2 separate regions of the Homo sapiens genome follow, and region 1 is linked to region 2. A link is a loop called in an ENCODE intact Hi-C map of the cell type or tissue named here. Cell type or tissue: A673. All regions are shown on one strand. Links, peaks and the distances in the headings refer to the core of each region. The heading gives the core; the rest is flanking DNA.

Evidence for each region. Peaks named below come from ENCODE experiments on the same cell type or tissue, not always from the same donor. Only the 100,000 strongest peaks of a DNase experiment are listed, where the experiment ranks them.
Region 1: it touches region 2 in a loop (2.1-fold over the local background); 3 of 110 quality-filtered maps call a loop at or near these places.

Annotation. Positions count from the first base shown.
Region 1 is chr13:37,776,582-37,792,859 of GRCh38, forward strand. It overlaps TRPC4 (transient receptor potential cation channel subfamily C member 4), which reads right to left. Exons shown (of 11, transcript NM_016179.4): 2 at 6,375-6,779. The coding sequence starts at 6,752. Among named protein-coding and RNA genes, the nearest start is that of TRPC4, 85 kb to the right of the region's middle. In A673, for the core only: no CTCF peak of the experiment used is centred there; no DNase peak of the experiment used is centred there; H3K27ac peaks cover 1,061 bases.
Region 2 is chr13:38,523,281-38,539,558 of GRCh38, forward strand. It overlaps LINC00437 (long intergenic non-protein coding RNA 437), which reads right to left. Exons shown (of 3, transcript NR_126377.1): 3 at 8,720-10,740. Among named protein-coding and RNA genes, the nearest start is that of LINC00366, 36 kb to the right of the region's middle. In A673, for the core only: a CTCF peak has its summit at 7,442; a DNase peak (open chromatin) is centred at 7,421.

The DNA.
Region 1 (16,278 bases), core at 3,780-11,779, 750 kb before region 2:
AAATAGAAAGGAGTAATTTCAATTGGGTTAACCACAAAGAAGTTAAAATGTTTTCATTCTTTAGAGGGTGGCTCTATGAGTTAGTTTATAGACTGTCTTGGTATACAATGTCATTTAATAATTACCATATAAAGTTCATGCGATTGCAGACTTGTTCCAAAGCCCAATGTGGAAAACCCAATGAATACAAGAGTTAAAAGTGAAGTTTTTCAGGGTAACTGAATCTTGAAACAGCCAGTAAGTGGATTCATTCCAAAAAATTTAGATTTGTCTAAAGAACATATTTCTATGTCCAGTAGACAGTAATATATTTACTGGAATCCATATCGACTAAGAATCTTCTATATTTTTATTCAGCAGTGTATATTTTGGGTTATATATTTGCATTAACATGCTAGTACCAATATCTTACTTCAGACTGTTTGATTTTCTGATCACATAACAGGCAATGTTTCTAAAGACACAATTGTATTAACAAATCTACTGAAACTACATATGTCAAAAAAAATCTCCTATATGCACTGAGGTGGAAAGAAAATAAGTAAACTGAAATATACTTTCTTTTGCTCTCCCTGAATTGGGTTTCTGTTTCCAATTGTATTAGTCCATTCTCACATTGATATAAAGAACTACCTGAGACTGGGTAATTTATAAGGAAGAGAGGTTTAATTGACTCACAGTTCCACAGGCTATACAGGAGGCATGGCTGGGAGGGCTCAGAAAACTTACAATCATGGCAGAAGAGTGAAGGGGAAGCAAGCATGTCTTCACACGGCAGCGGGAGAGAGAAAGAGAGTGAAGGGGGAGCTACTACACACTTTCAAACAACCAGATCTTGTGAGAAGTCTATCACAGGACAGCACTAGGGAGATGGTACTAAACCATTAGAAATCACCCCATGATTCAATCACTTTTCACCAGCTCCCACCTCTAATATTGGGGATTAAATTCAACATGAGATTTGGGTGGGGACACAGAGCCACACCATATCAACAATGGTGGCATTTTTCAAATGAAAAAAGAGGTCTTGAACTCTAGAGGGTAAATTGCTGATGCTTAATCTTTTCACATATTTGTGTTATTTGTACATTTGTTTGTCAATAGGAAGACAGAGATAATGGCATAACACAGTAATAATGCCAACACTATTATTACATGATACCTTATAAAAACACTTTTACAGAATTTGAACATCACTAGACTTTGAGAAGTAGGTAAGATTCAGACCACAGGCCTGATTAACAGCCAAGAAAAAACCAAGGCTCAGAGAGATTCAGACACTTGTCCAATTAGTAAGTGGTGAACTGGACTGGAAGCCAGCATTGCTGTCACTTCACTTCACTCTGTGCTCTTTCCCAGCACTTCACAGCTTCTAATGACTTTGTTATTTCTTAGTGCAACACCATGGTAAGGAGTGTCTGGGGTCACAATTAATATTTATTGGGCAACAAAATTATAAATGGCATTATAATATTCATGATAGAGACAGTCTGAATGTGTACATCCAGAGACTTCTTAAAATTTGTCTAATTCATATCCTGAATTCAAATAAGTAATTAATGATTTAAATGACACCCATTCAAATCGATGCAGTGGCTAAAGCCAGACCAGCATATGTCTTCAGAGACTCTTGAGTTCCAGCACTGGTATTTCCTTGCTTTGTGATCTGGGACATATTATTACGTCACTTAAGCCTTTTAATACTTTCATTTCCCCATTTGTAAGTGGAGATAGCAATAGGACCTACTTTCATAGGATAATATAAAGATTAAGTGAGATAAAACAAGTAAAATTCTAATCACAGTTACTGGCATGGTGACAAACTCAGTGAATATCATCTAGTATTAATATTGTTGTTATTTTTTGTCATACAATTTTTATTATTATCCAGACTATATCAAGGTTGGTTGCTAGCTATTAATTTATAGGTCTTTTCAGTCTGGCCAACCCACTGCACAATTGAGTCCCCTTTCCTGTCCCTCCTTTGTAAAATGAGGTGATTGATTAGGTTGATCTCCAAGAATCCTCCCAATTATAAAATACCCTGCATTATTTTTAGTAGAACTTTAAAACCAAAATTTCTTCAGCTAATCACTCTGGAATCTTCACTGTTTATAATGTATAGCAAAGTCTTTTTTTCCAAAGTGGGAATACATAATAAGGATGTTACTGAAATTGGGAAACTCTCATATATTAAATACCACTTAACAGCTAGTACTTAAGGGAATGAGTCAAAATTTCCTGAAAACCAGGTTAGCATAGTATAGTATGAGACATCTAACATAAAATATACAGCTGTAGGTTCTCTACAACCTGCAACATCCTCTGAATCAGTGGTTCTCAAAGCACTGTTGCTAGACTGGCAGCATTAGCATTACCTGGGGTACTCACTAGAAATACAAATCCCAAGGCCTCACTTCAGACCTGCTGTGTCAGAACCTCTGCAGGTAGGTCCTAGTAGTCTGTGTTGTAACAAGCCTTTCCAGTGACGATGCTAAAGATTGACAACCACTGATCTAACAAAAAAATTGAAAAGCAAGGTCTGCTTCTGATAAACATTTACTGAAGCAGCTGAAACTGAAATTAAATCTGGACTTAGAAGACATCTAAGCTCTGCTAAAAATAATGAAAAGTCAAGTTACCAATCAATGGACTGAAATGAGGGTTAAGAAGTCATTCTCAGTTATTCCCTCTAGAGAAATAAGGTATCAAGAAGGTTAAAGCCAAGTTCAGTAAATTCATCAGAGACTATCAGTGCAATGATTCCTGCTTAGTGTAGAGAATCAGAGGCTCTCTGTGCTGTCTCCTATGGGAAAGAAATAAGCTATTACTCTTCTCATTAAAAAAAAAAACCCAACTAAATTCAATACCCTGATTTATGAAGGACTACCTTAAATATGAAAGAAAATATTTAATGATCTATACCCATCTATTTATCTGGAAAGACCTGCATCTTTTCATTACATGCTGCATTGAGAAAATCATTTAATATACTAAAAATCACAAATCTGTAAAACATGTATAAGGTCAAAAAGAAAACCAATGTCAGAACTGCAGGAAGATAAGGTGATTTTATTTGCTTCAATGTCCTCCTTATCATCTACATAACAATCCCAGACCCCATTCTTAAATCCAACATTTCTAACTAACTCCTAGGTATTAATACTAACAAATCAAAAAACTACGCATGTCCAATTTGGTCTCATAAGTCTTTTCTTATAGGCTTTATCTCAGTTAATGGTGTTAATTTTTTCAAGGTATAAACCTATCAACATTCTTCCCCTTTTTCCTTCAAGCCCTTCTCCAGCCCTCTACCCACTAACATTTTGTGTTTGCCAAATCCAGATGATTTAACTTCATCATTTTCTGAGGATTCATTTTCATCTCTTCAGTTCTGACAGCCTTTATTCATATTCCCATGATACTTTTCTTTTCTGTATTCACAATCGGACCTTAGGACTCTCGAGAAAAGGAACGGTGTCTCCTCCTCAGGGCCCAGGACGAGGCCTGGCAGAGCAGGCATCTGGAAATTGTTCCCCTGTGAAAGCCTTTAAGTGTAGACAAATTCATCTGAAATCTCACAGCTCCCATGACCTGAGGATGACTATGAAATCTTTCTTTTTCCAGAGAAATAAGTTAATATGTGACAAATTTCTGAAAGAGTATATTTTGAATATGCATTTCTCACATTTAAAAACTACTAAGTGTTCTAAAAATCAGATTTGGATTTTTTTTCTTTTTATTAGAACCTCTTTCTTAACTCATTTTAGGATGTTACATTTATTTTGTTCAGTTGGATATTGTTGTTTTCAGGTTTTATCATTTGGCCTCAATGACCTCAATAAAATGAATGATGACGTGTCCCAGAATCTTTGGGCATACCATGAGTATGAAAATTAGGTGAATTAAAATAAAACACAAATGGCTTTCAATGATCACAAGAATGAGGAATTACACCTTATGAGAGAAAAAAGTCCTATCAAGGACATATTTGCTACTTACAACACAGTGATTTATGAAAACTGTCATTCCAAAAGATGTTGACCTTCCTTAGGAAATGAATTACCAAAGAAAATCACAAATAAACAGCCAGGCTCTAATGGGATTTGATACGGCCCAAGCACTGAGGCCATCTTTGTGTGCTATGCACGTTTCATGTTGCTGAAACTTCAGTTTTCATTGTGCAAGATACCAAGAATTCTGAGGGAGATTGAAATTACTCTTTCAAAATTATAAAGTTCAAACAAAATAATACAATTTTTGTTTATTCTCGGTGCCTTCACTGAAGAGGAATTCTAGAATGTACAAATAGAAAAGGAATTCTTGGCCAGCAGACTGATATAAGAGAAATCTTCCAGAAACACATGGCCTGGGAAATTTCAGACTCCTGGCAGATGGCAAACCTTGACTGCCTTTTATTAATAATCAGGATCCAGATCAAATGCCTATAAGGAGCCAGGACCTACTTGTGAGGCTAGAGTTTAGTTCAGAAGTTGAACATCTTCCAACAAACACTCTCATAATAGCAGACATCTTCTCCAGACACAAAATTATTCTGGTCAGTACAAATGTCATTGACTAAAGAGACACTGAAATTTATGGCCAGTGTTCTCTAGAAAATAGAACTAAGAAGGTTCTTTAGTAATAAACATCAAAAACATGTTCCATGGCAGTTTCATTCTATAGTCTTGCTGCAATCTAAAATGATTTACATCACAGCCAAAACATCTGTCTTATGGTTGCCTATATAGACATAAAATAAGAGAGTGTACAATATAATATCATTGCTATTAGAAAATGCAAATACTTGAGAGGTACAGCTGTGGAAAGAATTTCAGTACCACAAGGAGACTTAAGTAGTAGCACCTAAACTTACACAGATTAAAAACAGACTCTTACTCATTCCTGTCTGTGTTCTGTATCTCCTTAGTGGTGAAAGACTGGTATATAACATGAAATGTGTCTTTGGATATTACTATTAGTTGTCTACCCCAATCAAGGCTTGTTCACGTTTGAAAGAATACAAGAAACAAGCAAATTTTTGTAGCAGTAAACTTTTACCAATATAATGAGAGTAATCCACAAACAACCGTTTATGAAAGAAACAACAAAATGCCAGCAAAGCAACAAGCAGAAAAGTATTGTTGCTGTGGAGTGCTGTTTTATCAAAGTCTTAGTTCAAGTAAGGGGAAGGGTTGAATGGGGATGAAACATAAAAAAGGGACCATAAAAACACAGGCTTTTCCCAGCAGACAGGGACACTCAGCTATAAAGTTCTTTTCCTAATAATGGCAAAGATTCTGATAAAAGTCCTCTAGGAAAGCAAAGAGAGCTTGCTTGTAAAAAAAATGTCACACCTCCTAACAGTCTAGCGTTTGCAGAGACCGAGATGTGTATATTATCAAATAGGCTAGAATTTGCTAGAGCTAAAATAACATCCATTTTATAAGATTTTACTTTAAAAGACAGATTTTTGAACCGCTGCAGAATCTGCAGTGTCTTTGCAGTTAGTCAATTAGCCTTGATGCAAGGAAGTGACGAGTACAGTGTGAAAGGAAAAAGGATCAAATAGATAATTCAGACACAAGGCAGTTACAAAGGGAAGAGTCCAGACAGACAAAAACAGACTCCTTATTCATTCCTGTCTATGATGTCTCCACTTCCTTAGTGGAAAAAGACAGAGAGAAAGAGAAAAACACACATTGTATTTATAATTGTGTGCCATTTTAGTTTATTTTCTGTTGATACCTATAAGGTATAGCTACATTTGCACCATCAGTAAAGTTGATGTAGTTAAGCCCACAGTCAGAGTTCAGCTATCTCATAGTAATCCTTTTTGTTTCTTTCTTTAAGTCTCAATTTAAAAGAATCTACTAGAGTTTGTTAAAGGATAATATCAAAATTAGATGGTGCAACTCACTTTTGCAGTAAGCTGCAGAAGCCCAGAACAGGCAAGCAGGTTAAATAGGAAAATAACAAAATAATTCACCCTCTGATAAGGTAGAATTAAGAAAATGAAAGGCAAGAGGAAAAACACCCACACATACACATAAAGTTACGAGCAACCTATGTTGAGCATTACATAGAAATGTTTCCAATTTATGAGCAGTCTACTTAAATTACTTTATTTTGCTTTAGCTTTCACAATTACTTATGATTTTCCAGGGCAGGAAATGCAAGTGGACGTAACTATCATAGGACATGAAGGGTGTACCTAATAGTAGTTTTCTGTTATAATATAGTTCAGATTTTGAAGCTTATATTTCTTAAATTTTCAGGGCATTTGAAAATCTAAAAAAAAAAAAAGAAAGAAAAGAAAAAACAAAAAACCTTCTGCAGGTAAAATAAATTAAAAACTGTATTTTTGCAGGTACCTGTTTTTCTCCACTAGGTTTTTTGTGGTTCAATAACAGCTCAACAGCTCCGACGACTTCTTTTCTGATAGCATGTAATAGAGCATCTCCAACATAGACATTAAAGCTTAAGAGTAGTTCGATGAGCTCCAAGTTCTCATTTTCAATTGCAATGAGGAGAGCAGTTCTTCCGAGAGGATCAATGCAATTAATATTGATTTTAAAATAAATTTCAGCTTCCTCTAGGGATTTCTTGACACTGGCATAATCTCCCTTTTCCACAGCATTCAAGTAGGCTTTTTCTGATGGCGAGAGTTCTGATTCTGCTCTTACTATCCTTAGAGGGATGCGGTCTCTATAGGGAGCATTAACATTTCTTTTGTAATAGAACTGAGCCATGTTTCATGCCATGCTATTTCTTCGTCTCTGAAAGTAGAAACAAAAAACACAAAGATTAGTGTTAATATGCTTTTAAAATTGTTAAGCATCATACTTCTCCAACTCACAGTGATATCAATAACAACAATACCATTATTAGTAACTATTAAGAGTTAAGGTTTTTTTTTTTCTTCAACAATATAAATACTAAATAGTTGTTCAATTATGTGGAAACAAAGTTTTCTTTTAAAATAAATAAAAAGAGATTAACATTTGGTAAACTATTTAAAAAGTTACTCTGAAAGTGAATTTTATCAGAGAATGCATTTATAGTTTTGGAAATTATTTACAAAGTTTATCGTAATTATATATAGTTTTCAATCACTTTGAGTATCAGAGGCCATATTTTTGAGATCTCAAAACTAGACCAAGGATATTCAAATATATAATTCATTGTCAATTTTTCTAATTGTGGAAACGCTATTGAGATTATGTAATACCATTATGTTTGCAAAATATTGTTAATTTGTCATATATTTGTTTTTTGTTTTGTTTTGTTTTGTTTTGTTTTTTTTGGTAGAGACAGGGTTTTGCCATGTTGCCCAGGCTGGTCTCGAACTCCTGGGCTCAAGAGATCCACCTGCCTTGGCCTCCCAAAGTGCCGGAATTACAGGCATGAGCCACTGTGCCCTGCCCTCTATACTTAATGCTAGTAAGTAGTGACATCAAAGTTAATGTAAATTAACAACATTAATGTCAATAAAATATACTGAGCCCAATGAACATAATTATATTTTTTTCTCTCTGTGAGTTCATTGAGGGGGAAAGACATGTACTGAGAATATTAATCATCAAGATGAGTCTAAGCAATTCAATTTCCAGAAGAAGATTTGGAAAGGATTAAATGGAGAGAGAATTTATTATAAAAATGTTATTTTCTTCATTCTACTGCCTTTAAAAAATAACAATAAACCACAAGGCAGGAATGTATTCATTATAATTTTTTTATTTAGAAGTTAAAGTAAGGATATAGTTGAATATGAGAAAATTAATTCAAGTAAATGAAAGCTCATCTTACAATAAATTCACAAAGGTACTGGAAGCTATATTGATCTGGTATCGTCCTAGTGATAGAGATTCATAGAAAAAAAGTATTACATCTTGAGTATGATTTCTTTGTTGCTGTTAGTTCCTCTTGCATACTTATTATCTAACCTATTTTACTTTTCTATGTTATTGAAATTGAACTCACATATTTATTTGGATATGTTTGCTCTGCAAAATTAAAATGAATAGGGTGTTCTAGGTACTTAAACATGCATATTCTTTTTAAATGATCTTTTCAACCCTAATCATTTTATGAGTAAATGAATTTGATTTGTATAATGTTTTAACCATAGATTAAACATAAATTACATTAACAAATATGATTATATTTAATAATATTTTTATTTTGGGAAATTTTACATTGTTTGCATATTACCTCAATTTATTATTTTAATTATCAAGGAATTAATTTTTACCCTTTGACATCCAGATAATTCATCATGATTTCTAAAGTATCTAGGTGTTTAAGAGCTAATATGAAAAACTATTATTTCACAACTGGTATCTCTCTGGCATATTAAACATAGTATTTTGTAAAGCTACCTTCACAGACTAAGCAAAAAGTGAGTGTTCAATATGTATTAATTTTAGACGTGCAAATTACTTACTTGCTTGAGGGCTGATTATAACTTTAGTATTGTGGGGATGCTTTAACTCACTCTAGAATAACAGGAATAGCATTTATATTATAGAATATCAAGGAGAATTTAATATTCCCCCAATATCACTAAAACTTGAGTTAAAGCAAGATGATTATGATTCTATCTATGTCATTGTAGTTATCTGATCCTGATTGCCCCCATTTTTTGCATCAGTGATGCCAATTCAATGTTGGCCTTGGAAAGGTGGTTGACACTCCCTTCCTTGGCACCTTTTTTCTCATTCCCAGGTCAGAGTCTATAACAGTGTGTGGGATCAATGCCATGACCTTCACAGTGTAATTTTATCAGGACTGACATCCAAAAGTTTCATAATAATAATGACTGGTATTTATATTCAATTTCAGCATTATGCATACCCTTTATTATCTCAGTTCTTTCTTATCCATGATTCTTGGAAAAATACATGAATTTTTATTTTAGAGTTGAATTTAAGTTTTCCTACCAATAATATTTTTAGCTTGAGACTGGTGTTTGAATGTAGCTCACCCAAAATACAGGCTAAAATGAAAATACACACGCACTTACACACATGCATGCACACATCAGTTCTGCAGGTGAATTATGATTCAATCAAGGTTAAGACTCACGATAGAGAATGAAAAAACTAATTTATTTTATTTTTTCATTTAGTTAATTTTATTAATAATACTATCAAATAAAGAATTAGGTAGAGAACAGCATTTTATTTCTCATTGTCAAAGTACAGAACGTCAGTGACAATAGGGATTAGTGGACAAAACAGAAGCTACTGGAGAACTTTGAGGAAGAGGGAAGATAAAAATAAATTAAGCTTACTAATATCTATTTCATTTAATCCAGATAACTTCCACAAATGTAAACCACAGAAGTTCATTTTAAAAAGAGTTACACTACACAAAAAAAGAGACATATTTTAGTCAGCACTGTAATTAAGAGATGGAGGAGGTAAGGGATATTTGCATTAGGTAATCTATTTCTCTATCCACAAAGTGATGAAATCAACACTTACCAAGGAATGGCTGAGAAGTTAAGAATGAAAGCATTGGTGCTGAGAAAGATCTTTTGTTAACTTTTATGACCTCTTTCAATCTCTTGGATTTGAAATAAGTATATAAGAATTTATGTTAGGAAGTCTAGACAGATTTTAAATATGTTTAAAATGTAAATAGATTTAATAAATAAAATTTAAATATTTACAATGGAATCTAAAAACACTCACAGGGAGAAAGACACACACACACACACACACACACACACACACACACACACACACGTAGAGAAGAAAGAGAGAGAGAGAGAACAACTTTGATGGCTAAAACCTTAACATAAGGGAGTAAGGAAGATCATATAATTTTTCAGCACATGGGCTTGTCCTTGATTACTTGAGATGCGGGGATACTAACTGGAGGACAAAAACAATAAAGTTTAACATTTTAAAACTGTGCTACATAAATGCAATAGCAAGTAGCAGGCACTGATAAGGCTGATGAAATCTCTGAGCTGACACACTTATCATCTATGGAATTGCTACTGGATAGAAAGGCTATTAAAGAACAGGAGACCCAGTATTGCAAATATGTTGACCTATAATGTCAAAATAAAACATTGCTCCTGGTCCTCCACTTTTAGAATAAACTTTGGAGGGGAAATGATTTCTTCCCCCATGAGACTGCAGAATTTTAAGAATGCTTTCATTTCAATGTCTCCTGTATAACACCAGAAGTGGAATGACTGATTGGTCAAATTATATTTAGAAGATTTGGAAGAGATGAGGAGTGATGGGGAAATAATTCAACTTCTGAGATGTTATTTTTTATGAAAAATAAAAATTATTTCCCCTAAATGTGTTGAGGATTAAAAAGAAACAAGAAGGTAGAGAGAGCTACAACTTGACATTGATCCAAAGAGAAATTAAAATCGTCACTAAGTATGAAAACTACAGTTTTCTAAGCAACATAAAGATATACAACCAAAAATTTTAGATATTTATATGTATCTGAAGGCATATTGCCTAAAGGATAAGTTTAGTTATATAGTGGAAAGAACAGTGAATTTGAGTTCCAAGGAACACAAAGGAAAGGAATATTTAATATAGAGAGATCTCCATTCTTTAGTATGTATTACTAAAGAGGAAATGAATTTCCCTGAACAACATTTTATTTTCTTCCCTAGTTGACTGTGAAAAGATACATGTTTACGGATGTAATCTCATGACACAGTAAGAAACAACTCCTATTTGTTATTAAGATACTATCACACATATGTAAGTTGCATTTGTACTTTGTCTGGAATCTAATATGAAATAACTTTTCCCCAAATAGTGCATTCACACGCAATCCGATTAGAATTTTTTCTTGATATTGTTCTAATATATTATCTCAATAATCTTTCACATAACATATACTCCACATAAAAGCATAATGGTCTGATTTTTGCTATCACTCTGAATTCCAGATCTTTTTCTAATTTCCTTAGGCAAGAAACAATACATACGTTTCAGTAGCTGCAAGTGTTACATAAAAAATATTGCATATGACTGAACTGTTTTGTGACTTAGTCCAGTCAAAAATTAACATGAATTTTCTCTTGTTTTCATGATGTCAAAGTGCAATGAACTACTAAATTTCTTTGAGAAGTTGTAGGGACATTTCTGTAAACCATGAAGATAAGATTACATTACTCAACAACAACAACAAAAACTACTTTACTAAAATATTTTGACATTTTATCCTAGGATTTTAAAGATGGAAATCAAGATTATACTTATTTTCAAAATTCAAGCCCCTTAGATTGAACAAGTACCACATAAAAAACTAAGCGCTATCTCCATTTTAATTTCCTTTTAATTTTATTTTCTCATCTTCTTTGCAATGGTATATTCCCATTTTTAAAACACACATATCGAGGGGAATGGTATAGGCAGGGCAAACAATGTTATTGTGCTGGATTTTTACCTCATGGGATTGAGAAAACATATCTTTTAGAAAATAATGTGTAATAGTCAAAGTTTGAAACTCCACCCTGAGAGTTAGAAAATACGCATCAATCTATTACTCTTTCCCTCTGATTTCAAAAGAAAAGATGTTCTTTCCTCATTCTAGCTACTAATCTTGCTGTCTGAGCTTTCATCCATTCCCATTTCTCTAATATTTCATACCAACCTTCACTCTCTTTCATACCTAAAGCCTTTCTGCAAACCTTCTTCCCTTCATGTCACAAATCTACTTAATTCTCATTGTTATTTTTAAATTGTAATTATCTTTGGTAATTCTTTCTGTCCTAGCTCAGATTTTCTGTATTTTATAAACTTTAAGCTCATCTTCCATTTACTCATTTATTCTCTCTAACATGGTGTTTATCCTCATCATGGATAAATTTTATTTTTCTTAATCATGTCCTCCTAGTTGCCAAATACATTTGGCTCTTTTCAAGTCTTACGAGTTTTCAGTAGGTTCTGGTGACAAGCCTGCTGAAATGAAACTGGTCCTGCCTTGGGCTCCCTGCCAGTCTTCCCTAATGCTCCACCTCCTACCTCAACATGACCCTTCTCTCAGTGGTTTCCACAGACTCCTTTTCTTCAGTCTAAAGCTGAAATATTGATATGACCAGGGTCCTGCTTGTGGCTCTTTCCTTTATCTATCACTCTCCCTATTCTTATCATCACTTGCTGTTTAAAATGTTCCCTGAAAAACATACATATGTTTTAAAATATCCTATAAAATCTACGTTGCCAGACCACACATCTCCCTTAAGATCTGGACTTCTGCTATCCAAGATGGTAGCCATTAGTCACATGTGCCTATTTAAATGTAAATTAACTATAGTTAAATAATATTAACAATCATTTCTATGTCTTACTGGGAAGATTTCAACGGCTCAGTAGCATTCCCTCACTAAAATGTTGATGTTCATCATCTTTTACACGAGCTACAGCAATATCTTTCCAAACGATGTTACTGATTTTAGTCATGCATACTTCCTGTTTATCCTCCCCAGTGCCACATACCTAATCTTTCTAAGACGCAAATCTCATCAAATCACTTTCTTACTGATAGTCTCTAAAAGGCTGATAACCATTCACAGGTAAAACACAAACTTATTATGGAATACTGATTACTCCATGATCTGGCTTCCAAGACTGTCCCAGGCAAGTTTATTTTACACTGCCCAAAATACCAAACTACTTGGCTACTGTAACTCTAAGCCTCTTATACTGCTCTTTACAGTCTGAGTGCTTTTCCTTCCCTTGGGCACTTAGCAACTCCTGCCGGGTTTTAAAATCTTTCTGAAGCATCATAGCCCCTGATGATGTTTCTTTTCTTCCTCTCAATGCACAGTTATGTAGCCTTTTTTATGCATCTTTATAAACCCTGTGGATCTCTTAGATTTAGAACATTTCTTACTGGTGTGTATATAAGAGATTGTGAAGTAAACAGTTCTGCATCAGCATTCAAAATTTGTAGGTGAATCAAGGAATTAATGATTATACTCTTAGAGTTTTACTCTGCCATTTTAGATTAAATAAATAGGGTCAAATTGTCTTAACCACTTGCCTAAAATTGTTTTAGCAATTCCAGTCAATAGCTGTTAAGCTATCAAATCACCTGTGCAAAATACTTTATTTCTTTTTTTTTTTTGCCTGTTTTTCTTTTCTGCACATCTTTACTACTAAGCTTTTGGCAGCTGTATGAGGAAATATAACTGTAATGTATAAATCAACACATGGCTAGCTCATGGCTCAGAAACATGTTTCTCATCTTTACTTCCTAAAATCTTCAGAATGGCACAAGACTTTAGTAATTTGCTGATGTTTACAGGGGAATATAAACACAGAGGGAAAAAATTAAGACATCTTAGAAAGCAATTTGAGTATCTTATAACAGAAGAAGTAGAATTAGTGTACCAGATAACAGGAGAATAAAACATGCATATTAATCTCTACAAAATTATAAAAAGGGATAGGAGAAAAACTTAGGAATAAGAAAACATTAAGAATAATCACAGATGCTGGTAGAACAACACTAGAATTAACCAGTGAACTGGTCATGAAACTCTCTCAGTTTGTAAAATATAAAAGTTAATAGAAATAGAGAATAGAAACACAAGGGCCAATATCTATAAAATAGTAGTTGCAGAAAGTAAAAATGAAATAATAGAGTATAAGGACTATTTTTATTAGTAATGACCAACAACTTTAATAGTTATAAAAAGATGCATAAGACATCAGAAAGAATTCACAGTGTCACACTGGACATGTAAGAATAACTCCCTTAGGGACAGAAAATATTCTAAAGGAGGAGGGAAAATAGCACATCCCCCATGAGACTGCAACCACACAACTTATTAATAGCTATGTCAACATTAATTAGTTGTTTATTCCCTAAAAGTTTTGCTCAGAAAAGATAAGATTGTAAACCAATAACCACTATTTGCATATAAATAATCACTATTTACATCAATAAATTTCTGCATGTCTGTTTAGCTGAGATAATATTTGCCTACCTGGGCAAGCAGCTCCCTTATTAAATAAGGTTACTTATCAGGACTCTCTTCAGAAGTCTCTTTTTGCTAAATCCACCAATCATAAACTATTAGGTCACAAAAATTGCCTCATCCTAATCATTTTCCCGCCTTGAAAGATCAACCTGAAACCAACTGAGCACAGGCCAGAAAACTCGGTATATTATCCTCCCCCCTTTGGTGACATGGTAAAATTCAGTCCAGGTGACACTCTTCTTTACCGTTGCAAGTTCTATTGAACTTAGCTTTGCTTTAGTAGGAGTTTGTATGGTGACATATTTGGTGAGTTCAATATATAAAGAATCAGGTTAACATCATACCTCATAACAGTAAATTTGGAGGCAATAATATAAAGAGGTATTGCTTTAAAAATAGGGAAGAAAAAACAGAAGCTGTAATTTTATATCTTATTAAAATTATTTAAATGCAGGAAGGAATAACATTAGTCTAGTGCATATGACCTCAGTTTTTTACTTATAGACCATGTTTAGACATAGAAGTACACTATAAGGAAAGTATGAAGATGAAACAGGCCTGTCATGGTGGCTCACACCTGTAATCCCAGCACTTTGGGAGGCCTAGGTGGGCAGATCACAAGGTCAGGAGTTCAAGACCAGCCTGGCCAAAATAGTGAAACCCTGTCTCTACTAAAAATATGAAAAAAAATTAGCCGGGCATAGTGGCATGCACCTGTAGTCCCAGCTACTTGGGAGGCTGAGGCAGGAGAATCGCTTGAACCTGGGAGGTGGAGGTTGCAGTGAGCCGATATCGTGCCACTACACTCCAGCCTGGGCAACACAGCAAGACTCTGTCTCAATAAAAAAAAAAAAAAAAAAAAGGATAAACGAAAAAGTTTTCTCTTATTTAAATAGTCAAGAGATTTTTTTGTCTGTTTTGCTCACTGAAATATACATGGTGCTCAGGAAAGGGTAATAGAGTAAAATGTTTAATGAACATATCTGTATGTCAAGATTTGTGTTTCAAACATTGGCAATACCATGGTGAATGAGTACCAATGTCCTGCACTCACAGAGTTTATGATCCAGTGGAAGGAACCAATGAAAATTAGCAAACATAATAATTATAAATTTCTATAAATCCTATGAGGGAAACAAGTTTTAAGATGAGATGGAGAAATTTGCAGGAGGAGAAGAGATGAAGACCTGCATGAGGTCAGATGAACAGGGATAGTCTCCCTGAAACATGAGAAATGATAAAATGCTAGCTATGTGAAAAGGTGCAGAAAAAATCATGATGTTAAAGGAACCAGAAAATTTTGAGGCAGGAGGAACAGGATGCAATCTAGGGAATGACAGAGGGCCAGTTGGCAGGAGTGCGATGACTAAAGGAAAAAGCGGAAGAGATGAGTCTGCAGAGCTAGACTGTAGCCAAAGGATTCAGGACAAGGACTTTGAAATTCATTCTAGGCATAATAGGAAGTTACAGAAGGGCTTTGTGTGAGGTAATAACATAATCTGATTTCTGATTTTAAAGATCACTCTCACTGCTGATTAATTAGCAATTATACAAGCATGGAAACTAAGAGACCATCTGCCAATAAACCAGTGAGTTTCATCAAGGGTTTACAAGGAAAGTGGACACATTAACATATTAACCCCTAAGATTAAGATGCCATAATGACAGACTCTGATGCTAGCACAATATTCATGGGAATTTAAATGTCACATTTTTTAGTTTATTAATGTTTTTACTAGTGCTCTGATTTAACATATTTTGAGTAATCTTGCTCTAATCCTTATTTCCCCTAGCCCCTATTATTTGGCATAATTTGTAGAATTAGAAGGTTTTTAGGAATATATTTAGATGTATATACGATGTAAAAACAAGAACGCGTGCATAAATGTTATTACTACATCAGAAACACTTGTACTTCTTTCACTGTGTTAAAGACTCACTACTTGTCTTGTTTACAATGAAGGCATAACTTGTCATAAGAAAAACAATATTAAGAAGAAATGTGGGTGAGGGTGGCAATACATTTTACAAATAAGCATTAACAAGATTAGACAAAGAAAGGAAAATCACCTGTTTCACAAATGACTTATTTAACAGCAAAATATGTTCAGTGTTTCCCACCACAATCAGATCCTGTGGCCCGTAACTGACCTCTGGCTTCTAAATTTGTGTGTGTGTGTGTGTGTGTGTGTGTGTGTGTGTGTACGTGGATGTGCAAACAAAAAAAAAGACAAAATGCTTAAATTTGGATGCATATATAGAATTTTTGATAAATATGTGATCCTTCTATTTTAATAAAATCA
Region 2 (16,278 bases), core at 3,182-11,181:
TATTTTCACTCAGTTCCTTCAAAAGATAGAGATATATTGACCCCTGTAATTTCATCGTCTGGAAGAAAAAAAGGGCAAGTCTAATGGGGATAGCCAATTACATTTTAACCATGTCACGGGCAAATCTAATGGTAACATCTGTGGTAGATTGCTTGTTATTCTCTTGTCTGCATTCATGGCCCTTTGCAAAGTCACTTTGTAGCTTCACCCATCAAGAGATGAAATGTAATCTGAATCAGGGATCACATTGTTACTTGCTTTAGCTAATAGAATGTAGAGGAGGCAATGTGTGCAAGTTCCAATCCCAGAACACAAAGGCTTTGCATGCACCCACACTCTTTCAGAACCTTGCACTGTCATGGGAACAAGCCCCGGCTGGCCTGCACAAGATGAGAGACCCTGTGAAGAGAGGCTCCAATTTTCCCAGCCATGAGCCCATCATAGACTCACTGATCTTAGGCAACCCATCAGCTGACTGCAGAAACATGGGTAATTTGGACAAGATCAGACCAGGCTGTCTCAGACCAGATTAACTGCCCAGCTGAGCTCAACCCTACAAAGTCTGAGCTAAAAAAAAGTTATTGTAAGTCACTAAGTTTTGGAGTGGTTTTAACACATCAAAAACTAACAAATATAATATTTGATCACAATTTATTACCTCATTTTAAATACCTTCTCGATTCTGTCATAAAAGTATTAAACAACCAATAACAATAATTCTCCCGAACAGAGCGCTCTCTCAGGATTTTGTAAACATAATTCGTTCTTTTTCCTTGTTGCAATATATAACCAAAGGTCAAAAAATTGAGATTTTGGTACAAATTATTTAATACGCAGTTTGATGCAAAAACTAACTTGACCATTTGGTTGTATAATTTCTCCACCTTATAACATTCTGCTCACGGAATAGTGATATAACTCATGATGTATTCTAGATAATGCAGAACATTACCTAGAACAAATGTAACTCAATAGTTTGGACTCGATTGGACTTCAGTCATGTTAATAAATATAGTTGAAACCCCTTTATTAAAATCTTCTAAATTTTCCAAAAACTTAATTAAAATTTTTGAATATAAATAATAGGGAACAAAGATAAAATAACTTAAATATCCTCAGTTCTGCGTTAACTAGGTGCATAAACATAAATATAATTATATTTACTTATTTTTCATCGGATATTATTTAATACCACTTGCATATGTGCAAACATGAAAATCATTTTTAAAATTTCATATTCCACCTTTGACTCTGAACCCCAAATTTACCTAAAATATTTTTGTCATATTCTCATTTTCTCAATTTGTGTCTGTCATTTTGTAGTTTAATTAGTTACTAAGACCTCAGCAAATGTCCAACTTATAGCTGTATCTCACAAATTCCTTTTTAAAGAGGCATTTCCCCTCTCCTTCTTTCTGGTCCCAAGTACACATTATCTACCTGGGTGGCAAGTGACTTTCCCAATACATACAGTAAGTGCAGGGCCCAGGACCCACGATATTTTTAGAGACCCACAAAACATGTTTTAAAATAAATGAATAAATAAATAAAATAGGAAGTAAAACCAATATAAGAATAATGAATAGGTAACCATGAGTCCAGCCTGGATTATTTCTACCTTTATACCAATGTAGTCCTAAAATATAATTTTTAATATTTTTGCATGGAGAAAGGGGCCCACTAGGGCAAAAGTGCCTGTGGTTGGGAGAAAGATGAGTCCTCCTGAGAGACTGCTTTCCTTCTGCTAGTGGCAAGTTTGTGGACCTTTCTGGTGAAGGTCAGAGCCTCTTCTTCCTAGGCAGGTCCAGACCGTTTGCTCTTTTGTGCTCCCAGCACCTAAATGTTGGCTCTTTTGAAGCCTCTGATGTCCCGCATGTGAATGTCTTCTCTGTGTGCTGGCATGACATCTTAATCCACAGACATCTTCTGTTCTACCATGTCCTCCTAGAAACCCAGGTATACCGCTGACAGATCTGAGAGCTCCTCATGCTCCCAGGTGCCACTTTTCTAGGCCTCATCTCCCTCTCCTTATTTCCCTTGTCCCAGCAGCACAGTTAGGGTTGAAAAGAGCAATAAATGGTTAACGCCCTCTGGGAACCCATTCCACTCCCTGCCTCTCTGCCAGCTCACCTTTTGTGTCCTCCTCTTGACAAAAATAATCAAACCAGTTGGGCATTATTTGAATCTTCCTATGGAATGAACAATGTGGCCCCAGACATAATTTAATTGGTAAAACACACAAAACATCTGTTTTGGTGATGCATGGTCATATATTAGTAACTAGTGGAGTGTGAAGGTAATATAGCCAGTACTTCCCATTTTATAGGTAAAATCTATATATTATTTAATATAAATAATAATATAGATAAAGTACAGAAATAACATAAACAAATAACAAGAAATTGTCCAGAGGGAAAAATAAATCTTATTTGTTCAAATGAATTGGTTATTTCAAATTTTGTCCTGATGGAATATTTTCCCAGGGCACAATAAAACAGAAGACAAATTTTTACTGTAGGCACATAAAATGTCCCTTTTTTGTCACCATCACCTGAATTTTTTGGAAATAAAATTCAATAATTTCCTATGAAATACGAGCAGCTTGCTGATAGAATTGACTCCAATGGACACTAGATAAAATACCTTTGAATCAATATATCAAAATTTATTTTGTTTTTAAAAGAAATATATCTCATTTGAAACTGTGAGATACACAAAGCCAAGATGTAATTTTTTAAAGGCTTCTAGAGTGTGTGTATATAAAATATAAAATTAAAAATAATTCGCATATATTTCAAAAAGTAATTAATATCTAAGAATATAAGTGCATTTAACAGAAAACAAGCTGAAAAGCTAGAATATAAACCAAATCTATTTGACCCCAAATTCCAGGACATTTTTACTATATCAGTGATGGCAATTATGTACAACCTATGATGCAACCCGTCTCACCCACTCTCATAGTGGACATGGCTAATCAATCGTAACCATTTTCTGCCAAGTCAGCTGTGGTCTCCAAAGACCTCTCCACACAGAAGTTCAGAAAATCAGTCACAAGCAAGCATGCAACCTGAAACCTCTTTGCAATCTCTCTCTTATATCTGCAGCCTGTGTATACTTTGTCCAATTTTATCTAATAGGGATGATAAATTTTAAAAAATCCTCCAGTGTCATCTCCCTCTTGGAAATACATGTTTTTAATTTTTCTTACCATCAGGCAAATCCATGAAACGTATGTTCCTAGGGAAGGTGGGGAAAGATAAGTTTCTAGAATAAAAAAGCCCATAGAGTGGGGGAAAATAATGATATAAGGAAGGTTCCAGAAAGGCATGCAAGTTTTTCTTCATGGGAAGGTTTCCTGTTGGAGAGGAGGGAGATTTGCGTGGGCCCTTACAGTGGGTGAAGATGCTACCTGAGTCATAAGAAATATCTAGTGCCTTCATCCCTAAACTGGGGCAAAAATGGAAAAAACAGACAGTGGGAATGTGGAGAAGAGGATCATTTGAGTATGTGTGTGTGTGTGTGTGTGTGTGTGTGTGAGAGAGAGAGAGAGAGAGAGAGAGAAAGAGAGAGAGAGAAAGAGAAGTAGAGAGACAGAGGGGAGAGAGGGAAAGGAAGAAGGGGACTAAATAAATTGGAGAAAAATCCAATAATACCTGGTCCCTTGTTATAATTTCTTTATTTTTTCAGCATACTATGTGTTGCCACAAATACAAAGTGACAGAAAGACACGATAGATGGGCTTGAGACTGTGCCCCAGCAGACACAGCCCCTTCTACAATCTCTGGATGACATGTAGGAGGCTTTATGAGTCCTGGAAAAGAGCGCAGGTGGATAAGAGCATCTGTGGACCCCAGAAGTCAGGGATCTGGACAGGGGAAACTACTAGTTTAGAATTCATACCTAAGGCAATGATCAGCAAACATAGAATTCAACAGTGGATATACTAGCGCAGTGGGATGGCTGAGACTCTGCCCTGCTCATTCAGGTTTCCAGACCTAACTTTATGTCACTTGCTGTTGGCAGAGCTAACAGGGAACACAGCAGTTCCCGAGCCCTTACCTTCACCGCAGTCTCCTCTTGGATGAGAATAACACGTTCCTCCGCACTCAGATGTCCTCTTAGGAAGTTGGATGGAGAGGCAAAAAATGTTTTAATGGGGAAAAAAAAAGCTAGAAGAGAGAGTTTAAACTTTAAATTCTTCAAATTGACTTCATAGTCACTATGAGGAGGCAGTTTTGAGGAGATTGTTACATTTTAATAGCTTATTTGAGATTTTCCTCCCCCGCCATCAGAGGGAATGGAAACTCCAAATTACGATGAAATCAGTTAACAGTTAATAAGAAGTTGCATTTACAAGATACTCCTAAGGAAGGAGCATTTTATCTCATTTTTCCATTCTTCCATTTTCATTGTCTATGTAATCAGTTTTCAGCCACCAAAAGATGAACTCAGCAGAGATAAGTAACACTGGGAATTTACCTGCAAGTACTATTATTCCCATTCTTCAGTGAGAGAACCAAATCTCACATTTGTTATGCATTTGGAGTCCTGCTGCTAGAAAGTTGCCAAGCAAATATCTGAATGCCAGTCAGCCTGATCTCGCAATCTATCTTCTTTCCACCATAAACTGCTTCACATCCAAATACCTTGTTAGCTTCTTCATATTGACACCCCATCAAGCACCTCAAACCAAATATATCCAAAACTGAACATATCATCTTTCCCAACAAACCTACTCTTTTATTCTATGTATTCATCTCAGAGAATGTTGTCTAAACTAGAATCATGCAAGATTTCCCAATCTTTCTCATTCTTTTTAGTTGTTCAGCAAACCCTGTCCATTCTATCTTCTGCATGTCAGCACTCCACAGATAATCTTGGGAGAAATGAATGCAGGATAGGAAATACCTATATAGAGATATTATAACTACAAATAACTGTGGTAGGAGCCACGGCTGGAAAATTTCACTGTTACTTAAATAAAACCAAGCCAGTGTCTACAGTAAGTCAACCAATGAGCAACATGGAACCCAAGCACCTCCCTTGAAATCAGGTTTCATTTATTGAAAAAAGGAAATGAGATTCTTGGGAAGCTAGAAGGATACTCATTTTCAAATCAGATTCAATGAACACAAATCTCAAACGGAAGCACTATACAATTCAAAAATAATACTGAGGTGTTTAAGGAAACACCTGGAACCTGCTTTTGGAGGAGTCAATCAGAATGCTTTGCATTGTAGAGGAAGAAGGATTCTCCAAGAGAAAATCCACACTCCTGCACCTCATGGCAAGTACTGTGTACAAAAAGCTGTATGCACTGCCCAAAGAAAGAGGAAAAATCTCAGGGGCTTCCACTCATTCCTGAACAATCTACAAAGCATGAGAATGATAGTTGCTATTGTTGTTCCTTTCTTCTTCCCTCCATCCCTCCCTCCTTCTCTCCTTCCTTTCTTCCTTCCTTCATTCCTTCCTTCTTTTCCTTTCTTTCCTTTGACTTGTTCATTCATTTGCTTTTAGACTCACTGTGTTAGAGATCAGTTATAGAATTAGTTAATAGAATTGATATTCAATTAATAGATTCAATATAAATTAATGAAAACTACATTTTACACTTAAAATAAGTTCAATAAAATTATATATGATTTTGTAAGATTTTGATATAAAATTTTATATTTTCTCATCAAAGAACAGGTGAAAAGAAAATACTTTATGTTTATTTACATTTCTCTTTTTCTTATCTAATTAGCTCTGCTAAAGATTTTGTACGTATCTTAGTCTTGTCCCACATTATCTTTGCTGACTCTTGCTTTTTTATTTCAAGGTCTTTCCTCAGACTCTGCTCAGGAACTCGCTCAAAGTTCAATTTAAGAGTCTACTGTAGAGATTTGCATCCTTTGATTCCATCCAGCATTAGTCACCTGCTTTAATTGCCACATGACAATGCTTTGCCACTGGCTGCTCAAAGCTGTGTCTCTTCTGACCAACCTGGTGTTTGATCTGTTCCCCTTTGATTTGCACAATTCATTAAAATTTTATATTCTACAGTAATGTTGATAGTAAGCTTTAAATTCCTTTTGCTAAGAAATATAACCTCAAAATCACAAATATCTCACCATTATGTGTTATTGAATAACAACAGAATTTGACTTTGATTGATGTGAGTTGGAAAAAAAATCGGCATTTTACAGAATCAGCAGGAGGCCTCGTAACATATGCTTTATGTTACATAGCTGAGAACAAAAGCCTAAATCATACACAGAATTTATCTGATGAGGAAACATAAATATTTCAGTGTGCATTGTGGGCCCTAATGCTCTGAGAATTATCACTGTAACATAGACTCATGACTTTACGCTTCTCTGGCCCCAGTGAGCTCCCAATCCCACTTGTGGAACAGGTGAATGTGATTATTAGAGTTTCCATGCCTAGTGCAAAGAAGGATGGAAAAATGAGCATCTCTAATTTTCTGTTTCTATAAGGTTGATTCTGCTCCCTCTAAGACTCAGATCTCTTAATACTATTCCAAATATAGGCAGAGAATGCAAATACTGAGCAGTCAAAAAAAAATGACAAATGTCTACTACAGCATCTGAGTTGAAAATTCTTGCCATATCGTACAGAATCAAAAATGCCAATACACTGCCAGACTACCCAGTTTCCCAAGTAGCATAAACATGGATTCTTATTTAGCCATGTTCTTGGCCAGTTTCCCACGGGACACACACACACATACACACATACATAACACAAGGAAAATGAAATCACAAAGATACTTGCTCCTAAACTGCAACTGGAGCATGAATTTGTCTAAATGCTTAACTATTCCATGAAAAATAAAATATGACTAGATATTAATCAATTGGGAGTATTTTTAGTATGATTTTTGTTCATCTTGTTTTTTTGCTTGCTAATGACAGTTTTGTATGCCACTTCAGGTTAATTTTGAAAAATAAATACTGGATTAAATGCATTAATATACTCTTATAATCATAACCCTGGAAAGGGTCTTATTACTGTTGAATAAAATCAACAGAAATACGATGAGTTTATGAGTCATAACCTATGCAAAATACAAGGCACTTTTTTTAAATAGGAAAAGCTTAAATTGTTAGACATAACTAAGCAAGAGTATACAGTTTTAGTATGCATAAACCAGAAGTGTTACAATTTTATATCCATGAAGTAGGATATTGAATCATGAGCCCATATAAAAAGGAAAATTCAGTTATCATTTTCATTTTCTCTTCTTGTAAATATTCACATGGTACACTAAATTGTCATTTTGTTTTATTTTGTTTTAATTAAGGGATGTAGTCTCATTCTTTAATTTAACTGTGTTAAGCAAACCAAATAGTTGAAATAAATCCAATGCACCACCGTTGCCCGAAACCTCTACTGTTATATAGTACACCAGCACACTCTATTGGACACATAAGATAATAAATGTGGTCTCCAAAGCAACATTTTAATGTCATTAAATTCTGCTATTTATTTCATTGACAAAGTATTCTTTTTTATACTTACTTTATAGAATAAGCAGAAATTACATGATATTCATGGAGAAATTCAGGATTTTGATATAGACGAGAATAAGAAATGTAAAAATTATGGCCATTTTCTACATACGTAGAGCTTGACCCAATAAATTGCGGGACAATGGGATGAGGATTGAGAAATGCCTTCAGATCAGGAATCGTCTTGCAGAGCAGACAGACCAAAACTAAGAAATTACCCATTCAACCAACATTTTTTGAGTGCCCACTATCTGTAAGATGGGCTAATCCCGTGTGTACAAAAATGGCTAAGACATAGGTCTGCCCCAGCACTCTGAAAAAATTGTTAGAGCCAAAATATTTATAAAGTTTTTCTGGTCCTACATGAGCAAAATATGGATACAGCTCAATTTTTAGATGTCCAATGCCATAATTCTTGTGGCATATTTTGAGGAATTTAAAATTTTGTTCTCAGAAATAAGATAGAGAAGGTGTCAATTTAAGACCGTGGACTCTGGGGCACTTGTACCCACATCTGCCTGTGATTTTCTTTGGTACTTTAAGTAAAACGATTCTAGACTCATTTAATTATCTAGAAATTGTAAATGTCACTTAGGATGATAGTAAAACTGAGTTTTTTAGTGCTTATAATATGCTAAGCTTTTTTCTAAGGGCTTAGAATGTGTTTTCTCATTTCGTCCACACAGCAACCCTATCAAATATTACTATTTTTTCCCACTTTGCTGATGAAAAGACTGAGGCATGAAGAACTTAAACAAATATCTGAAGATTACACAGCTTTTTAAAATAAATGACAGAGTTCGGGTTAAAACCCAGGGTGTCTGATAGGAGGGCTCTTTCTCTTAGGGTACATCACAGGATATTTCTGTGATCAATTTATTTCATTCAAATGTGGGAAGGATAGCGAATGCTCCACAGCAGCTTTCAGGCTTTTAGAATATCAGGGATCTATACAGAAAAGGGGGCATCTAATTGTCTGTGGCTGAGGACTCATTATAATAACCCAAACTAATTGGTTTGTAACTTGTAGCCATTTGAGTAATTCTCTTATAATATGTCAGTCAGATCAAGATTGCTGGGACAACAATGGATATGTTGCAGACAGTGATAACCATGCTTCCGCCCTCAGTCGTCACCATGTGTACCATATTTTATACATGTTTTCTTACTCCCAGGCATACACAACATTAAAATAAATAAAATGGTTGATATCCCCATTTTTAATAAAAAAGAAAAAGGACATTTTAGTAACTACCATAAGTCAAATGAACTCTAATTCAGCATCAATATAGAATGAAGTGCTATAGTTCATCCACATTCTTATTAATAAATTCTGTATGATTCACATGCCCCTTAATTTAGGTCTTGTATTCATCTAATTTGCTTACTTGTCCTCCCTATGATTGCAAAAATGTTGACAGTTTGGATTTTATTTTATGAGTCAGTTGCTTACATAACAGTACCAAATGTTAAATGTGGAAATTAAATGCCCTATAGTCAAAATAATGATAATTATTAACAATACAAAATAAACTGCCAAAGAGATCCTTACTCTAATGACAAATATGCTAGCTTTAATAGAAACAAGTTGTTTCCTAAGCAGCTGTCACTCCTAACTCATTGAAACTGAAATGATTATGACCTGACACAGATTAGAAATTCATACACACACACATAATATTGTAAGCATAAGGTATCTCAGCAATAATTCAACTTATAAAACCTGCGTTACACTCTTTTAATTAGGCAATTAAGAAAGATACAAATGGGTACAAAAATTAGACAAAAATTATGGCAGAACATATATGTCATTATCTTGGAAGATTAAAACTAAACAAGTAGCAATAATGTCTGTTTTGAAGTGTCTTTTGGGTGAAATCATTAATAAACATGTTAAACCACTAGTTTCATAATGATAGAGAAAGTAATATTTCTGGATTTAAATATAAACATGATTATAATTATTCAGCCTTGCCTTCAATTCTGACAAAGAAAAAAATGATATATAAGCTATGATGAAATATCTTTAGAGCATACTCTCATGATTTACAGCAAATTTATATAGGCTCAATCGAAATGGTTCAAATCAAAATCCCTTATAATTCAGAGTGCAGATGAGGAGTTGTTTACACTAATCAATAACTATTATTTGAAGAATGTTGCAACTGGGATCTTAAGGAATCTTAAGACTCATTCATTCTTGGGAAAACTTTTGGTGGGTCTATGGTGCCCAAACATTCCGTGGGAATATCAAACTTGAATTAGTCAATGTTGTATTTTTTCTCGTTCAATATTAAAATTAAAGCACTGATATGACTCAATTTATGTCATGCTAAAAAACAACGAATTCTAAACAAACTTTTCTGATGTTACTTGCAGATAAAAATACATTGCAGAATATGTGATTGATTAACACAAAGCTGGGGAAGCAGTTACATTTGGGATATAGACCAAGGAGAGGGATGTATTAGTGAGGAGTACACAGAAGGCTCTAAAGATACTGAGAGTGGGTGCTTTATTTGTTAATTTTAGCAGTGGTCATATAGGTGCTCATTTCATCCTAATTTTTAAAAATTGTACATGTGCAATTATGTATATTATATTCTATGTATAGCATAGTTCAAATTTAAAAAATTAAAGACTGACATGATTTTTGAAACTGCTGGATGAGTTCATTTTGTCATCCTACATATCCTTTTGTTAGCTTATCTATTTATGTTCGATAATTACAGTGTTAAATTATTTCATAAGTTTTTTGATGCAATGAAATACCTTAGGTTTACTAAATTTTAGTTCTTAATTTGTTTTAGTTAGAATAAAATACTGCTTCAAGTAAAAGAAGAAAAAAATAGTTGATTAAAAATATGAAGGTTTATTTATCTCACATTTAAAAATGTCTTGTAGGCAGTCAATCCAGGAGTGACATGATAGCGTTGCTCAAAAAATTCCTTGGGGACACAGGCTTTTTCCAGCTTCCTATACCAGTAACTCTAGTGGACTATGGCCTTTCCCCTCATAATATGAGATGGAGTTTCAGCAGCCGATCCAAGTTCCAAGAAACTGGATAAAATGATCAGAAGAAGAAGAAAGGGGGAGGTGCAATATATTTCTATTCACATTCCATAGGCCAGATCTCAGTCACGTGGCCATATCTTCCTGCAAGGCAGGCCAAGAATGAAGTCTTCATTTTGAGTGGCCATGTGCCCAGCTAAACATCTTGTTACTGTGGAGGAAAAGAAACCATATTGAAAAGTACTGAGCAGGCTGAGAAACGAGGCAATATTAATCAGAAGACATAGCGTCTTTCTAATGATTCTGTTTACATTTTAAAAAATCCTCTTTTAATTTCAAGTTTATCAAATTAGAAACTTCTTCTATTGATCTTTGTCTTTTAGCTCTTTAGATATTCAAATTCACAGACTGAATGTTTGTAACGACCATTCAGTAAACCCTGTTCTTTCTAAAAAACTAAATTATATTTTAACATAATACATTAAAATAAAAATATAAATTAAATCAATGTGTTGTCAGCTTTTGTTAAATTATAATTTCTGTAAGTTAAAGACTACTACTTGGATGAATAAAATTGCCAGTTTCCTATCATTGATTTGTTAACTATATTGAGTATTTTATTGTACTTCATCTTGGTCATAAGAAGGTAAATTTTAATATAAAAATACTAAACATAAGTTACGAGTGAAATTTTCTTTCCTACTATTATCATCATTTGACTTTAATAACACATTAAAATACGCTTTTTAAGTTTTATATTTCTTTTAGTAATTCATCTAAAACAGCATATCAGAATGTTAATTTTAGAATATTTCAAAGTAAAAATACTTTTCCTCATCCATTTACATATCTGAGCCAAAATTCTAAAATATTTTTAAAATACCCATTTAATATAGTGTGCTTCTTTCTGAGTTTACTTATAACCATTGAATGCATTATCTTAAAAATAAACAACCAAAGAAAAATGTTGACTCATCTCTCTTTCTGAACTTCAAATTCTACTGATAAATCAATTCCCATTTTGCAAGCAATGTTTTAACTTTTCTCACCCATGTCAACAAATTAAACTGCTATATGTAATGAATAATATTTGATAGTCAAATCAGAAAAAACAATGAGCAAAAAGAAACTATAAGAAACAAAAATATAATAGAAATGCATTTGCTTTTAGAAATGGCTGTATCTGGCTGTTCCATAAACTGACACCTCTTGATTAGCAAAGGGAAAAATGTCACAGGTGCAAGTAGTGATTTAGAGATGTGATATAGAAATATTCTCAAACATGAAGTGCTCCCATACAAGTTGAATCAGCAAACATTTTATTGACAAACCCTCAGTGAAAACCTGCTCAGAAAGTCCTGAGGCTGAATTCTGCAGCACCGCTGTCTAGCACCTGACTTGGAGATTCCCTATCTGGTGTCAAAGTCTCCCATTCTGAGATAGGGATTTTTTTATGTGTACTCAGCTTTCTATCAGATTCAGCACAAAGAAATGGTTAGGAGTCGCTTATTCAAATGGAAGAGTACATAGAGCTAAAAGCGACTTCTTTTTTGTGTGTGTTTTTGCTTTTTGTCCCTCTCCCTTTGTGTTATTTCAGATGACCTCCCTAGGCTTGAATACCCCACGGGTGGTTACAACTTGGAACATCTGTCCACAGCCTGGCGTGGTGACAACACCTGCTCCGCACTTGGCAGGGTGGCTGTATGGAATAGTGGTTTACCACATGGGCTATTCAGTCAGGGTGGTTGGGTTCAAATCCGAGCTCGGGTTAATTAACCTCTCAGTGCTCCAATAATCATTTGTATCATTAGTATGATTATAGAGGTGATGTATGGAAACAGGTAATATTTGTAAAGTATCATGTATTAAGTGCTCAAAAATATGTATCATCATCATATATTTTACATTATATAGATGTATTATAAATATATGCATAAAGATGACATTTTAAGAAGGGAATTGGGTAAGGACATTGGAAATTAAAATTGTTCAATGTCAAAATACTTAGAAGAAGGAAGACAGTCATTTAAATGTCTATCAATCTCCTGAAAAATGTTATGATACTATGGCACCATTTACTCTTTGTTCCACCCTTGATGATTCTGATCACCTGCCAGGTCTGAGTTGTAAGCCTAGGTCTATATATAATTTTTAGTTTTCCAAGCAATAATATATAGCCAAATTGGAGAATGCCTTGATCAGAATATCCTCATCAGTGATCAATATTTCTGATTCTAACCCACCCACCCACCTACCTTCCTTCCTTCCTTCCTTCCTTCCTTCCTTCCTTCCTTCTTTTTTTGACAGGGTCTCATGCTGTTTCTCAGGCTGAGTATTAGTGGTGCAATAACAGCTCACTGTAGCCTCGAACTCCTGGATTCAAGCACCCTCATGCCTCAGCCTTTTGAGTAGCTAGGACTACAGGCATGTGCCGCCATGCCTGGCTAATTTTTTATTTTTTCTAAAGACAGGGTCTCACTATGTTGCCCAGGTTGTTCTCAAACTCTTGGGTTCAAGCGATTCTTGAGCTTCGCCCTCCCAAAATCCTGGGGTTACAGGCTTGAGCCATTGTGCCCAGCCTCAACTGACCTCTTCAACTTTTTCTTTCACTACTATCCTCTCTTCTCATCCTACTGCTTGTTGTTCTCTAAACACACCATGCTTTATTTCATATATATATATATATATATATATATATGAGAGTTTGCATGAGCTACTACTGCTACTTAAATAGGCTTCCCCAGAGTGCCTTTTCTACTGGCAAAGGCTTGCTCCTGTTTTAATACCCAGATCAACCATTCTGTCCTTCCCATGCTGAGCAAGATCAGTGGATCTCTTCTATGAATTCCCCGAGACTGCTGCAGCCCCAATCCCACCTCATGTGAAGGTCTTAGGTCCCCAGAAGGTCACTAGACTGTGAGTTCCTTAATGACAGAATTTTACATATTTTGTTTTCTCCAGTGGCTTTAGCACACTGCATAATACAGAGTAGATACCTAAAGAATGATGGCAATGACTGAAAAAACTCAAGTTGCATGCAGAAGGCTGAGGCATATGTAAGTATCTTTGTTCAAGGGCTTGACTCTGAGAATAAGATGCTGTTAATGTAAAATATTACAGAAATTCAGAAGAAAGAGCAGTGAATGTTGCTCTATTCACACACAAGGACATACCAAGATATTTCTTGTACAGAAACACTGTTTTATATTGCAAAGGAACCAGAAAAATTTGAAATCTGATTTTTGCTTCATTAAATTTGCAATCAAAGTGGGGCAACAAGACAAGTACTGTGCAATTAAGAGATGAAATTAAGAGGTTTATGGAAGTCTAGTGATAGGGAAACCATATAAAGCCACATGAACATAAGCAAAGATAACTTTCTTGAGAAGGTGAGACTAGCTCTTGATATTAAAAAAGACTGTGTTTGTACAGAGTAGGGGAAAAACAGATGGTTTTTTAGAAGTGTGAAGTAACGGGAGGAATAGGGAGGCTGGTGTGTTAGTTAGGAAACTGTTGAAACAGAGCCCAGATTGCATGTTAGGAAGTAGTGGGAAATAATGGGAGATCGGTAGGTTGGGCCAGATTATAATGAAGCTTTTAAAGTAACTAGGAACGAAAAGTTTGAGATTTTTCTGCTAACTGAAGCAAATGATTGATTGATGAAAGGAAAAAAACACTGTGTTGATTAAATGTTGACCATTATAATTTTCAGTGCAACAGCTGCTACTGAAATTGCAGTAATTCAAAATGAAAAATAGACACTGTTGTTCTAAAATAGCTTGGACTATTTGGAACCCTGTAGCATGAGTTTATGCTATGTAGTTTTGCTAAGAACATGATGGGGTGCAGGGTTTTCTTTTTTCATTTTATCATAATTACTTGTTCTAAGGATGGAGAATTCAAACTGAGCAACAATTTCACAGCCAGAGTTGGAGTGTGGGTTGTATAAAGTTGTCGAAGCACTTTCCAAAGGTATAAAAACTCCTCTCAACTACCTAATTACAATTTCTAACTGAAATGGTATTTAAAACATGTAACTTGCTTACATTATTTATCTATTAAAATGCATGTATTATAAACTCATTATTTACATTGTATTATTTGCTCACAGTTTTTCTCCTGAAAACTAAGTCCTTGAGTTTGACAGTAGGTATTTCCCCTCAAGATAAATATTTTAAAAACTAACCATACTATGCAAACTACTGGGGTAGGAATAATCCATGAATATAATTTACATCACAACTCATAGTTACTTATTTTTTATTGCCCAAGATAAACAATTTATTTCAAGGCCATCATTTTATCTTCTTTTGGATTAGTAATATCTATAATGTCAAATAAATCAAGTTGCAGTTCAACATTACTATTCTAGGCATCCTTGTTTATTACTAGCACATCATCTCTCTGTACCTCTAATTTATTTTAGGTTACTTTGTCATATCAAGACATTTGGACATCATCCCATAGCAGGTATTTGAAAACAGGGAGATGCCGAAAAACCCCAAGCTGTATTTTGGAAAGATAATGCTGGTAGAAGTAGGAGGATAAATTAGAGGGCAAGGGAAGAGACTTGAAGAAAAGGGGACCAGTTATAGGATAAATGGGATGAGCTGGCTGTGTGAGGAATAGTATGAACAGATTGAGGAAGCATTTTAGAGGTTGAATGGAACTTGTTACTCTACAAGAATTAACAGGTACATAATAAAATGACCTATCAGTGTTACAGTCACAGACACGCTTAGGTTGAAAATGGAGCTCTGGGTACTCTAAGGAGGCAATGGCAGAAGCTTTGCGGAAACAGGTTGCTATAGCAACAGTAGCCTGTCAAGTGCAAATAGAGCCCATTCTCCCTGCCAGTGACCAATAGAGATTTTCAGAAGGCCAAGATGTAATTAGCACGCTAGACCAACTGGTACTTTGATATGGAAAAGTGATCATCCAACGGATACCATAAACATGTCTATGACTTTAACCAAAGCAGGACCCTACATTTTCAAATGTTTATGGTACTGAAACCAGACAATATTTATCCAAATATAGATTCCTTATCCCTTCTACTCTAGGCAAGTATAGCTCTTTAACATCTTTGTGGTTCATATTCCTCATCTATATGGCAGAATAATCACTATGACTATAAACTTGTATGATACTTAGAAGGTGCACGGCACACATTAAGTGAAATGCAAATATTAGTCATTATTATTATCGCTGTTATCCTCATCATCACATAAGTGGGTAGCATAATGCAAGGCTTAAAAGCATGAACTCTGAAAGCAGAATGCTTGTGTTTCATTGTTGTTGTTGTTTAAAAATATAGCACTTTGTAGCTGTGTGAATTTGGGCAACTTATTGAAACTGTCTGCAATTCAGTTTCCTCACCTACAAAATGAGAAATAATACCTGCACCTACTTCACAGAGTTGTTATGTGGGTTAAATGAATTCATATTTGTAAAGTGCTTAAGGTAGTGTCTGGCACATAGTGAATAATAGAGTATTTGTTAAATAAACAAGTAAATGAAAATGTTTTTGTTACATTCCTCTTAGTGGTTTTGATGCTTCCATAATAGCTACTCTTTTTTAGTAGGTTTTAAAATCTAAACTTGCTTTTATGCTTTTCCATGGCTTTCAAATTTAAAGAAAGCAAAAAGGGGCCAGGCGTGGTGGCTCAGGCCTGTAATCCCAGAACTTTGGGAGGCCGAGGCGGACAGATCAAGAAGTCAGGAGTTCGAGACCAGCCTGGCCAACGTG